Linked DNA regions of Homo sapiens: region 2 is linked to region 1. A link is a loop called in an ENCODE intact Hi-C map of the cell type or tissue named here. Cell type or tissue: PC-3. All regions are shown on one strand. Each heading gives the region's core, and the rest is flanking DNA. Links, peaks and the distances in the headings are about the cores only.

Region 1 (5,391 bases), core at 179-5,178:
AAATACGAACACATACACATACACCACTTTTTAATCTAATGTATTGCTTCTTCTTAATTGGCTGATAAATCACCAATAATACAATTAGACAATATTAGAATTATAGTAGACATTATTGTGTGATTTTCAAAACAGCTGATAATTACAACAATAGTAATAGAAAGTAAAGATTTTTTTTCTGGTTGGGGGAAATAAAAAAAAAACTATCATGGGAATTAAATTATCAAACAAATTCTTTTTGTGCCTCCCAGTTGTTCATCATGCCATAACAGTTGAACAGAATCAAGCCCATTTTCTTTTGAAGTTCACTTTTTGATTAATGAGGCAAGTGATAATAGAATAAATTGACATTAGTATTTTTTAAAGCAATTGTCAGTGAATATCCTGAGATGTGTACACATTCAACTCAATCTTGTGCTATTCTGACACTTCCATTTGCAATATTGTAAAATTATCTTAAATTTCCATGCTATGATCCTTTGTCCCCATATCATGGGGACATCCATCATCCATTCCCACATGGTATATTAGTCACCATTCTCCAGAACCTTCACACACACACACATACACACACACACCACATATAAAGACATTTATTATAGGGTATTGCCTCTTGTGAATTATGGAGGTCAAGTAGTTCCAGATCTGCTGTCTACAAACTGGAGACCCAAGAAAGCCTGTGATGTAATTCAAAGACCTGAGAGCCAGAGAACCAATGGTGTAGATATTATCCCCAGTCTCAAGGTTTGAGAACCAAGAGTGTTGAAGGCAGGAGAAGATTGATGTCCCAGCTCAAAAGCTAGGCAGAGAGAGCAAATCCAACATTTCTCCTCTTTTTTGTTCTACTCAACACCTGGATGGATGGGATGAAGCCCTCCCACGTTAGGGAGGGTCATCTGCTTTACTTAGTCCACCTATCCAAATGCGAATCTTTCTGAAACACCTTCACAGATACATCCAGAGATAATATTTAATCAGATATCTGGCATCCTGTGGCCCAGTCAAGTTGACACATATGTGTAAAATTAACCATCACACACGGACATTTAAGTATTACTTACAAAAACACGAACATGTACAGATACATGTTGCAAATATTTTCACCTATAGAAATGAGATGCTAAGGCTTTCCTAGATAATTGTCAATTATCTAGAATATGGAATTAATCAGAGTACCCCACTCCCTGTGATTTTGCTGTCTGAAAGGTGCATCACATAAGAAGATAAAATTGTTAGTCCCTAATGTCTTTGGGTCTTTTTAAAAATTTGATAATAGATTATGTTGAGGGACCCAAAGCAGCTATGTCCACAGGGCAAAGTGACATGTGGATCAAAGCCATTCTAACCAACTGAGATAATTATATACATCATAAATTCTGAAAAGAGGCATCATCCTTATAGGAAGTGAGTTAAAAATCAAAAGTCACTTCATTATTCCCTTTAGAAACATTTAGAATTTCTATATAATATGGTCATGTAAAAATCAAACCAACAGTACCTCAAAAAAAGAACAGCAATAAAAAGAACATATTCAGGAGTATTGAAATCCTTTTTATCATACTTATATAATGTATAAGACTTATATGATTAATCATTATCACCATAGCTAGTGTGTGATTTAGATCATTTAGGATATTAGAAATAATTCTCATGAGGAGATTTCACTTCAGCTCCTTGCAAACACACACGTACAACATATAGATGCTGAATGAAAGTATTCATTTCAGATGAGAGCATATTAGCTTGTTAGCCTGGAAATTCTGTCGAAACTCCTGACTAATCAAAAATATGTATTTGAACAATTTGCTGTTGTGAATTCAGCCTTTTGGAACCTTCTACCTCTCTTCAATTATAGTGTCAGAGTGTTCTGTTGCTTAATTCCCACAATAATTAAATAATTTATAAATAATGCATACCTCATCTCCTCCCAAGAAAGAATTTAAGGAGGAGGCTGCATTTAACTAGGAAACTACCATAAATATATAATGAGGTGGATTTCAGTACTCTCTCCTCGGTGACTGGAAGGTCACTCCTCCTTGCCAGGGAAACAGAGAAACACACTCTCTGCCAGCCTGTGGACAAAGTGAACAGGACAGGACAACACTGCCTCCTTCTGCTGGGATTGGCTCATGTTGGGGGTGGAAGGCTGATGGGTTAGTCCTTAGGAACATGAACCAGTTCAAATTTTGCCTCTTCCACACACTAGCTTTGTGATCTAGGAAAAGGCACCTGGTCTCTCTGTATTCATTTTCAGTTATTTTATTTCAGAAATAATTACTAAATTAATTATTTTAGTAATAATTATAGTTATCTCATGCAGTTGTTGAGAGGATTAAATGAGTTTTAAAAAATAGAATGTGAGAAAAATGCCTGGTGGTTAGTAAGTACTACTTGAGTGCCAACTAGTTAGACATAGCTTTCTATTCAATTAAGACGACAGTTCTTCAAAGATGCCACACTTAAACCAGTCCCAGTGCTGTGGTATCATAGGCACCTGCACTTTTCTTTATGACACATCTTCATTTGCAATTGATATTTAAGGCTCTGAATCTGTTTCTCCCATGAGGCTGTAAGCTCCAGGAAGGCTGGAATCTTGTCTGTCTGGCTTAACACTCTTATCTCTGGTATATACACAGTGCCCAACATGAAGCAGTTATTCAATAACTAGCTGTTGAATGAATGAATCCAGAAAGACATGCCTATAAACATGCTAATCGAGATGGGATTTCTAGTAATTATTTTGTTAGTTTTGCAAATTTTTATTATCTAAGTTTTGGTACTTACTGTGTTTTCTTTGTGCAATAATGAAAGTAAAGTCCTGTTATATCACCTCTATGTACTATTGTAAATCACTTCAGTAAGGCAGCAATAGAGCTGTCAGATGAAATTCATATTTTATTTTTTGTGGACCTCTGGAATAGGTTAGTAGTTTTCAATTGGGGGTAATTTTGTGATACGTCCTCCCTCCCCACTAGACGTTTGTCAATGTTTGGAGATATTTTTGATTGTCACAATTGCAGAAGTGCTACTGACATCTAGTGTACAGAGGGCAGGGATGCACAGGACAGTCCCTTACCACAGTGAAAACCATCAAGTCTGAAATGTTAATAGTGCAAAGGTTAAGAAACCCTGGCACAGATGGATAGAGCCTAGTAAAAAAAAAAAAAAAAGTTTGTATAACTTCCAAAATTGGTTGAGATGTTAAATAATATGACATCAGAATTTTAAAAGTTAATGAATAACTAAAAGTTAATAATTAAAAGAATTTATTGTAAATTTTTTGGTGGTTTGTATTTGCTTCATGGTGTAATTTGCTGATAGTTTTAGTATTTAATGTAGCATATTCACCAATATTATCTATGTCAGTAGAGAACTTTATAGTCTGCTACGTGTTTTTCTCTTTACAACCAGTGAAAGCGGTTTTAAAAGAAAAGCACCAATTGACTGTTTACATACTGCTGAATAACCACTTTGGCAGATTTATTTTTTTAAAGAACAGTTCATGAATAAATTTAGCCAAAGCTGTTAGGCAGAGAGTACAAATAACCATATTGCCTATAGAATGTTGCTTGTAGCTCTGGACTAATAAAGCACAAATAAGATAGGGATATCTAATGTTTATGTAGCTTGGTCTATTTGAGTTTAACACCTGGGATGGTGTTAGCCAGGATAGGTTAGGTTCTGCTGCAGTAACAACAACTCAGTGGCTTTAACGTAGCGAAAGTTTATTTCTTCTTCAGAGTAACTCTCCCATACAACTGCCTCTGTGTGACAACTCAGCAATCCAGCTGGGGAAGGTGGCATTATCCTGGAACTGCACTTTTTGGAACAGATAGCCTTATTAGTCAGTGTGGTGGGGAAAAGAGAACATGGTAAATTGCATGTTAACTCTAATGCTTTCACATGGAATTGACACAGGTGACTTCCAGTAACATTCTATTCACCTCACAAATAACACACCATGGCCAGATTCAGGGACCCAGGGAAGTTTAATCTACCCAGGTTGCATAGGAGAAACAAATATTTCTGAGCCTGAGTAATAGCTATCATAGCTAGCTTTAGTATTTGTTTACCTTTATATATGGTTGTTCAGTACGGTTATTAAGGAAGTATATTTGCTGAATGCACAGATACTATTTCTCATGCCAAATTAACCTAATTTCATTATGCTTATTTGGGTTCTCTATATCTCACTTAATGAATTTGTAAGGTGCTTCTAAATATTTAGGCTTCTAAATGAAAGTCTTTGCCAGATGCTATGGTCCCTGATTTCTCAAATAGGCTAACATATTCCACAGTACTGAATGCTAAAGGAAAAGATGGTGGTCTTTTCATTTTACATAATGGTAAGTAATCAAACATTATTTTTGTGGTAAATCAAAAATTGAGATACCTCAGAATGAAAATAAAGATGAATTTTTAAGATTAAAAAAAGAGACCTCCATGAAATTTTGTGCTGTGGCAGGCTGCTTTTTGCTATGCTCCAGGGGAAAGTATTTACTTTCCTCTGCTACCAAGACTACTTTACTGGACAGAAGCACTGCTTGTGTATCTAAGTTTTTATTCATCTTTGATATGGTTATTTTCTTGTCTTCATTTTGTTTTTTAATATAGCTCTTCTTCTGGGACCCATTATTATATACATCATAAAAACGGGGGATTTTTGCAAACAAGAATTCACAATTCTATTCTGTATCCTACTAACAGCTTGATAAGAGAAACTAAATAATACAATTGATCATTGCGTTCATTATTCTAGACCACTACATGGAATTGCGAGAAGATGGAGAACTATACCCACTCTTTCCTATTTTACCATGTGATTTGTCCACTTCTGGTTTATATTACCTATAGCTATCTGAGTCTGTATTTACACATTTATTCATTTTTCATCCATCAAACAACTTTTGAGCATCCACCCTATGGCATTATGCTAGGTACTGGGGATTAGGACAAAATGAATAAGACAGTGTCTCCCCTCAAAGACCTCACTTCTAGTAGGTGACGGCTACAGGGGTTATGAAATGTCTCATTCATTTCACTTATATTTATTGAGCACTGATATGTGACAGACACTGAGGAATACTATAGTGAATGAGAGGCAGTAGAGTGTAGTGTTTGAGAGAAGTGTCTCAGCAGTCAGACTGGAATCAAATTGCATTGTAAGGCCTCATGGAGGCTCTTCAGCTACCTTGTGCCTCAGTTTCCTTATGTGTAAAACTTGAATATTGTAGTTGCAATATTGTGATATAAGAAATTTAAATTTGGTCTTTGTCCCCATTTCCTGGCACAGAGTTCATTAAACCCTTGTAATTTCCTAAGAGATAGGAGTGTTAAGAGCATCTTTTGTTCTAATATTTGGTCTTTGACCCCAGTTCCTGATTCAGAATT
Region 2 (5,391 bases), core at 121-5,120, 68 kb before region 1:
CTACAGACACCCAGTGATGAGGCTACAGTTATGAGATATCTCCCTAGCATTACTTCTCCACTGCAATTGAATCCATGCACATTGGGTCAGCAGCACCCCACTGGCAGAGAGTGCCAGAGTCAGCCCCTAGTCCAAGAGAACTAGGTGGCCACTTGGGTTGGCCTCCAGATCCATCACCAGAGGTGGGCTACAGAGCAGGTAACAACAAAGGCAATCCTGGTCGAGCCCCCAAATTTGTAACTGCCCAATGGATTCACCTTGCCTGCTGCCTAGACAGAGCCAATTTATCATGACAGGGGGATTGCAATGGAGAAGGAGTAATTCAGGCAGAGCTGGCTGTATGGGAGACACGAGTATTATTATTACACAAATCAGTTTCCCAGAGCACGAAGATCAGAGTTCTTAAAGATAATTTAAATTAAAATAGGAGCTCGAAAGTGGGAAGTGCTGATTGGTCAGGTTGGAGATAGAATTATAGAGGGGATCGCAGAAGTGGTTAAGCCAGATTACCAATCTGGGTGGTGTCAGCTGATCCATCCAGTGCAGGGTCTGCAAAATATCTCAAGCACTGATCTTAGGTTTTATAATAGTAATGCTATCCATAGGAGCAATCTGGGGAAGGTCAGACTCTTGTAGCCAGAGGCTGCATGACCCCTAAAATGTAATATCTAATCCTGTAGTTAATCTGTTAGTCCTACAAAGGCAGACTGGTCCCCAGGCAAGAAGTGGGTCTTTTTGGGAAAAGGGACATTATCAATTTTGTTTCAGAGCCAAACCATAAACTAAATTCCTTCCCAAGGTTAGTTCTGCCTGCAACCAGGAATGAACAAGGACAGCTTAAAGGTTAGAAGCCAGATGGAGTCAGTTAGTTCTGATCTCTTTCACTGTCATAATTTCTTCAGTTAGAATTTTTGCAAAGGTGGTTTCAACGTTGGGGCAACTCAAGAGTTACCTGAAAGAAAAAAATAAATTTATACCTTATACTCCACCCCAAGGTAAATTCAAAATAAATTAAAGATTTATTTTATTTATTTATTTTGTGAGACAGAGTTTCGTTCTCGTTGCCCAGGCTGGAGTGCAATGCTGTGATCTTGGCTCACTGCAACCTCCGCCTCCCAGGTTCAAGTGATTCTCCTGCCTCAGCCTCCAGAGTAGCTGGGATTATAGGCATGTGCCACCATGCCTGGCTAATTTTGTATTTTTAGTAGAGACAGGGTTTCTCCATGTTGGTCAGGCTGGTCTCGAACTCCTGATGTCAGGTGATCCGCCCACCTCAGCCTCCCAAAGTCCTGGGATTACAGGCATGAGCCACTGTGCCCAGCTAAAGATTTATTTTTAGAAAAATGAAACTAGAACAGAACTAGAAGAAACCATGGAACATTCTTTTATAATCTTAGAGGGGAAGGTCCTCTTCCTACATCATTAAACCATTAACAAATAGTTGGACAAATGTGATTGCATAAAAATAAATAACTTCTGCAATGCAAAACCGCTAAGCAATGTCATAATGAAGATAATCAACGAACTGGAAAAAATATTTTTCAACTCATATAAATCAATGAGAAAAAAACAATTGCCCATTAGAAAATTGGGCAAAGAATATGAGCTGATAGTTTATCCTAAGGAAATATATAAAAGACTTCTAAACACAGTAAAATATTCTTAATATTACCCAAAACTAAAAAAAAATGCAAGTTAAAACTAAACTGAAATACTGTTATGAACCATGTGGCTGTAGAATTTAAATAAAAAACAAACCAGTTTGTATGATCTCCTGCAATAATCTAGGTTGTTTTTTATACTTTTGAAGAATATCTTTTCTTTCAGTATTGAATTTTTCTCAAAAATGTTTCTTTTCCAATATGTAGTTTAAGCTTTCAGTTAATCTTTTATTTTTTTTGGTGCATGCATGCGCGTGTGTGTGTGTGTGTGTGTATGTGTGTGTGTTTGTGTGTGTCTATTGTTCAATGATGTATCTTCAGTGCTCAGAAAAGCACTAACTACCACAGTCTAGGAAATTTATAAATATTCGTTGAACTATATTAAAAGGGTGGGATGAAGGGGCTGGAAGTACAAAAGTTTACTCTGTGTCCCAGGCACAGTGTGAGATAAATAAAAAGGAAGATGCTGAATGATTAAAGAGTAACCAATGGAGAAGAGTAAGAAAGAAGGAAAGAAGTGGAAGAGATGTTGTAAGGACATTATTTCTTTCACCCAAATGGGTTGAAAGTAAAACTCTGTGAATTTGATGCAGAATTTTCAAACCAGACTTAATCACTACTCAATTCTCCTATGGTGGATTTCATGCAGATTGCACAGTGTATGTAGAGTTTGCACCTTTTTCCTGGGGTTTCAGAAATTTGTGCTTTCCATTTTAGCCTATCAAAAACACCTATATTCTTACCGGAGCTTATCTGAAGTTGCACGCCTCCATCAAAAGCAGAGCATTTAGGCCTTTGTAGGGAGGTAGAAGTTATGGGAGAAAGGGACAAGAAATACAGGACATTCCTGCACTCCCACAGAAACTCTGAATAATCTAATTAAGTACATCTGAATCATTTTATAAACAAACTGGCGACTGATATCCTGAATGGGTGTCATCAAAGGTCATGACCACATGTGGGGAAGTACCTGTAGATGATCAGGGAACTTTGTATAAAAGTGCAGCTGTGCCTTTGAAAATTTCTTACTAGCATCTGCACATGCAGACTAGTTTAGCAATTTACCTTCTATTGGTTGATTGCCAATCAGTTAACACCTAGTTTTATAAATCAAACCTTCAAACTGCTGAACAATGCCTTCATTATTCTACTGTAGAACTGGTTTGTGTCACAAAAGAATGTGTGACTGCCTATCTCCTCACTTAAAAAAATTATTTTATCCTAATATTTTTATTCTCTCTTTCATACTGGATGAACATTTGCAAGCAAAATGTAGATTTGATGCAGTTGCCAGTATCCTGTAATGAGATGGATTTTGTTAACTGAAATATTCTCATTTGGATTATCTTAATCATTGCAAAGAGAGAGTGATTCCAGACCATTTTGACTATTTGGTCACTATATTCATTTATTCTAATCTTTCATAAATTTTTTAATGAAGATATTGACTTCATGGTCCTATTTTTTGCTTTGCCTCTTACCAGCAATGTCACCTTGAGAAAGTTACTCAAACTCTGTGTCTCAGTTTCATCATCTGTAAAATGAGGGATTGCTAGTACCTACTTGAAAGATACTGCGAGTGAGGACAGCAAAAATCAGCTAATGACCATGAACAGGTACTGGAGACAAAAAACTCCGTATCTGAGGAATTTAGAAGTATCATGAAGGGAGCAAAGAACACCTGGTGACCATCAACTAGGCCATCAGAGGCAAAACTCCGTATCGAGGGAATTTAGAAGTATTTAAAATTCTCTAGTATCTAAATAGGCATCTGGTTCCAGGCCTCTTTCAAAAAAATTTCTAAGTAACTAAAATTTCTATACATCTCCAGAACGCTATGCTGAAACTCATTGTGCAACCCTTGCTGACACAAAGGCACCAAAATGACTATAAATGTCATCATTTATCATGACCTGTCTGGCTAATATGGTCCAAATTACCCTCAAGCTTCTGTCTTAAGGTCCATAAATGCTCCCAAGGAGAATCCACCATGGCCCACTCAGTTCTATCTTGCTAAGGCGCCCTGCTGCACTCTTCTGCAGTGTTCTTTCTTTCTACTAAAACTTTCCTTTTTCAAACCTATTCTGTTGTTATTAAATTCTTCTTACCAACTCGCAAGTCGACCACTTTCAGATGCTAGGGCTCTCACACCTCGCCCGGCAGTGAAAATTAGATGAATTCCTGCATCTCAAAACAGTTCTTGAGACCTAGTAAGTGTTTAAGAAAATGGGTATTTTAAATAGATTGGTAATCTATTAGTTATTGAATCAAGTATCTAATTAATGTAGCCTTTATATAAACTTTACAAATTAAGGGTTAATTATGCTTATATAACTATGATTATTATAAATATATAAAAAATATCTGAACTAGAGTGCAACGATTCTTAAGAATCTCCTACTTGTCCCACTTATTTCTTATAAATAAAACTCTATATAAAATGGCGTTTGAGGATCACTTGAGGTCAGGAGCTCGAGACCAGCTTGGCCAACATGGTGACACCCCGCCTCTACTAAAAATACACAAAAAATTAGCCAGGTGTGGTGGAACACACTTGTAATTCCAGCTATTGGAGAGGCTGAAGGGGAAAGATCGCTTGAACCTGGGAGGTGGAGGCTGTAGTGAGCCGAGATCGCACTGCTGCACTCCAGCCTGGGCAACAGAGCAAGACTCCATCTCAAAAAGAAAAAAAAAAAAAAAGAAAAGAAATAGATATATGCACACTCTCAACCACAAGGGAGATCAAGTTGAGGGTGCATTTTGCATTAGGTACTATCTAAAGAATGCTGCTACACCCTTTTCAGGCATCTTGAAACTCAAAATAGCTGTGTGTAAATATACGTTCATGGAGGTTCCTTGTTCAAAGACTTAAAAAAGTTTTCTAGTCCTACTTTACTCTTATATCCAGGATAGAAATAATAAAGAAAATAATAAAAAAGGTAGTAAACAGGAAGAAGAGTTATTAAGGGAAACGTGGGTTAAAATAGTTAAAACACAACATAGGGGTTTCCTCTCCTTCCTTCAGTCTCATGGGCTCTCCACAAACCTCAGTTATGTAACAGGAAATACAACAGAAATATTTCTGGGTTTGGAAAATCTGCAGGACTGGTTTTGCCTCTTATGGAATCATTTCCCAGAGATGACAGCCAAGATGCGTAAAGTGATCTCACAAGGGTGTTTACATAGATTAGGAATTAGCAATCAGTGACGCAGATACAAAGGTGGCAAAGATGACAATGAAGGCCATGGTAGCAGCTGACTCTGAGAAACCATGTGTGTGTGTGCGCGCGCGTGTGTGTGTGTGTATGTGAGTGTGTGTGTCATATGAGGGACCAAGTGTGGGTCAGGAGGAGTCCTGCTTATCATCCCTCTCTTTGCAGATCTCACCCCACAGGCCTTGGAAACCTGAGGCAGTATTCTTCTGGGATGTTTCCAACTAGGCTTCCCATGAGGATGTTAGAGCCAGCCTGGCTGGTGAATTTTACTTCTCTCACCTCTCAGAGGTAAGAGGTCTGAGAGGCTCAGGCCCTTCCAGCTTTTGAGGATTCCAGCATAGTAGAAACATAAAAAGGTCCAAAGGGAATTACAAAAATAATCTATTTTCAGTTCTTATACTTAACAAGTCAATTCTTATTAAAAAAATAAATCAATCAAACTTTTGTTTGATATAATTATAGATTCCAAGGAAGTTGTAAAGATAGTACAGGAGGTCCCTGTGCATCTTTCACCC

Evidence for each region. Peaks named below come from ENCODE experiments on the same cell type or tissue, not always from the same donor. Only the 100,000 strongest peaks of a DNase experiment are listed, where the experiment ranks them.
Region 2: a loop joins it to region 1, with 7 times the contacts of the local background. A loop is called at or near these places in 3 of 110 quality-filtered maps.

Annotation. Positions count from the first base shown.
Region 1 is chr7:88,355,390-88,360,780 of GRCh38, forward strand. The region is part of intron 1 of LOC107986815 (a long non-coding RNA gene); the gene reads left to right. Among named protein-coding and RNA genes, the nearest start is that of STEAP4, 51 kb to the left of the region's middle. In PC-3, for the core only: CTCF peaks have their summits at 2,094 and 3,027 (motif pointing left); a DNase peak (open chromatin) is centred at 2,102; H3K4me3 peaks cover 653 bases.
Region 2 is chr7:88,287,147-88,292,537 of GRCh38, forward strand. The region is part of intron 1 of STEAP4 (STEAP4 metalloreductase); the gene reads right to left. It overlaps LOC124901692 (a long non-coding RNA gene), which reads left to right and starts at 4,341. Exons shown (of 2, transcript XR_007060420.1): 1 at 4,341-5,164. In PC-3, for the core only: no CTCF peak of the experiment used is centred there; DNase peaks (open chromatin) are centred at 2,575 and 4,835; H3K27ac peaks cover 3,846 bases.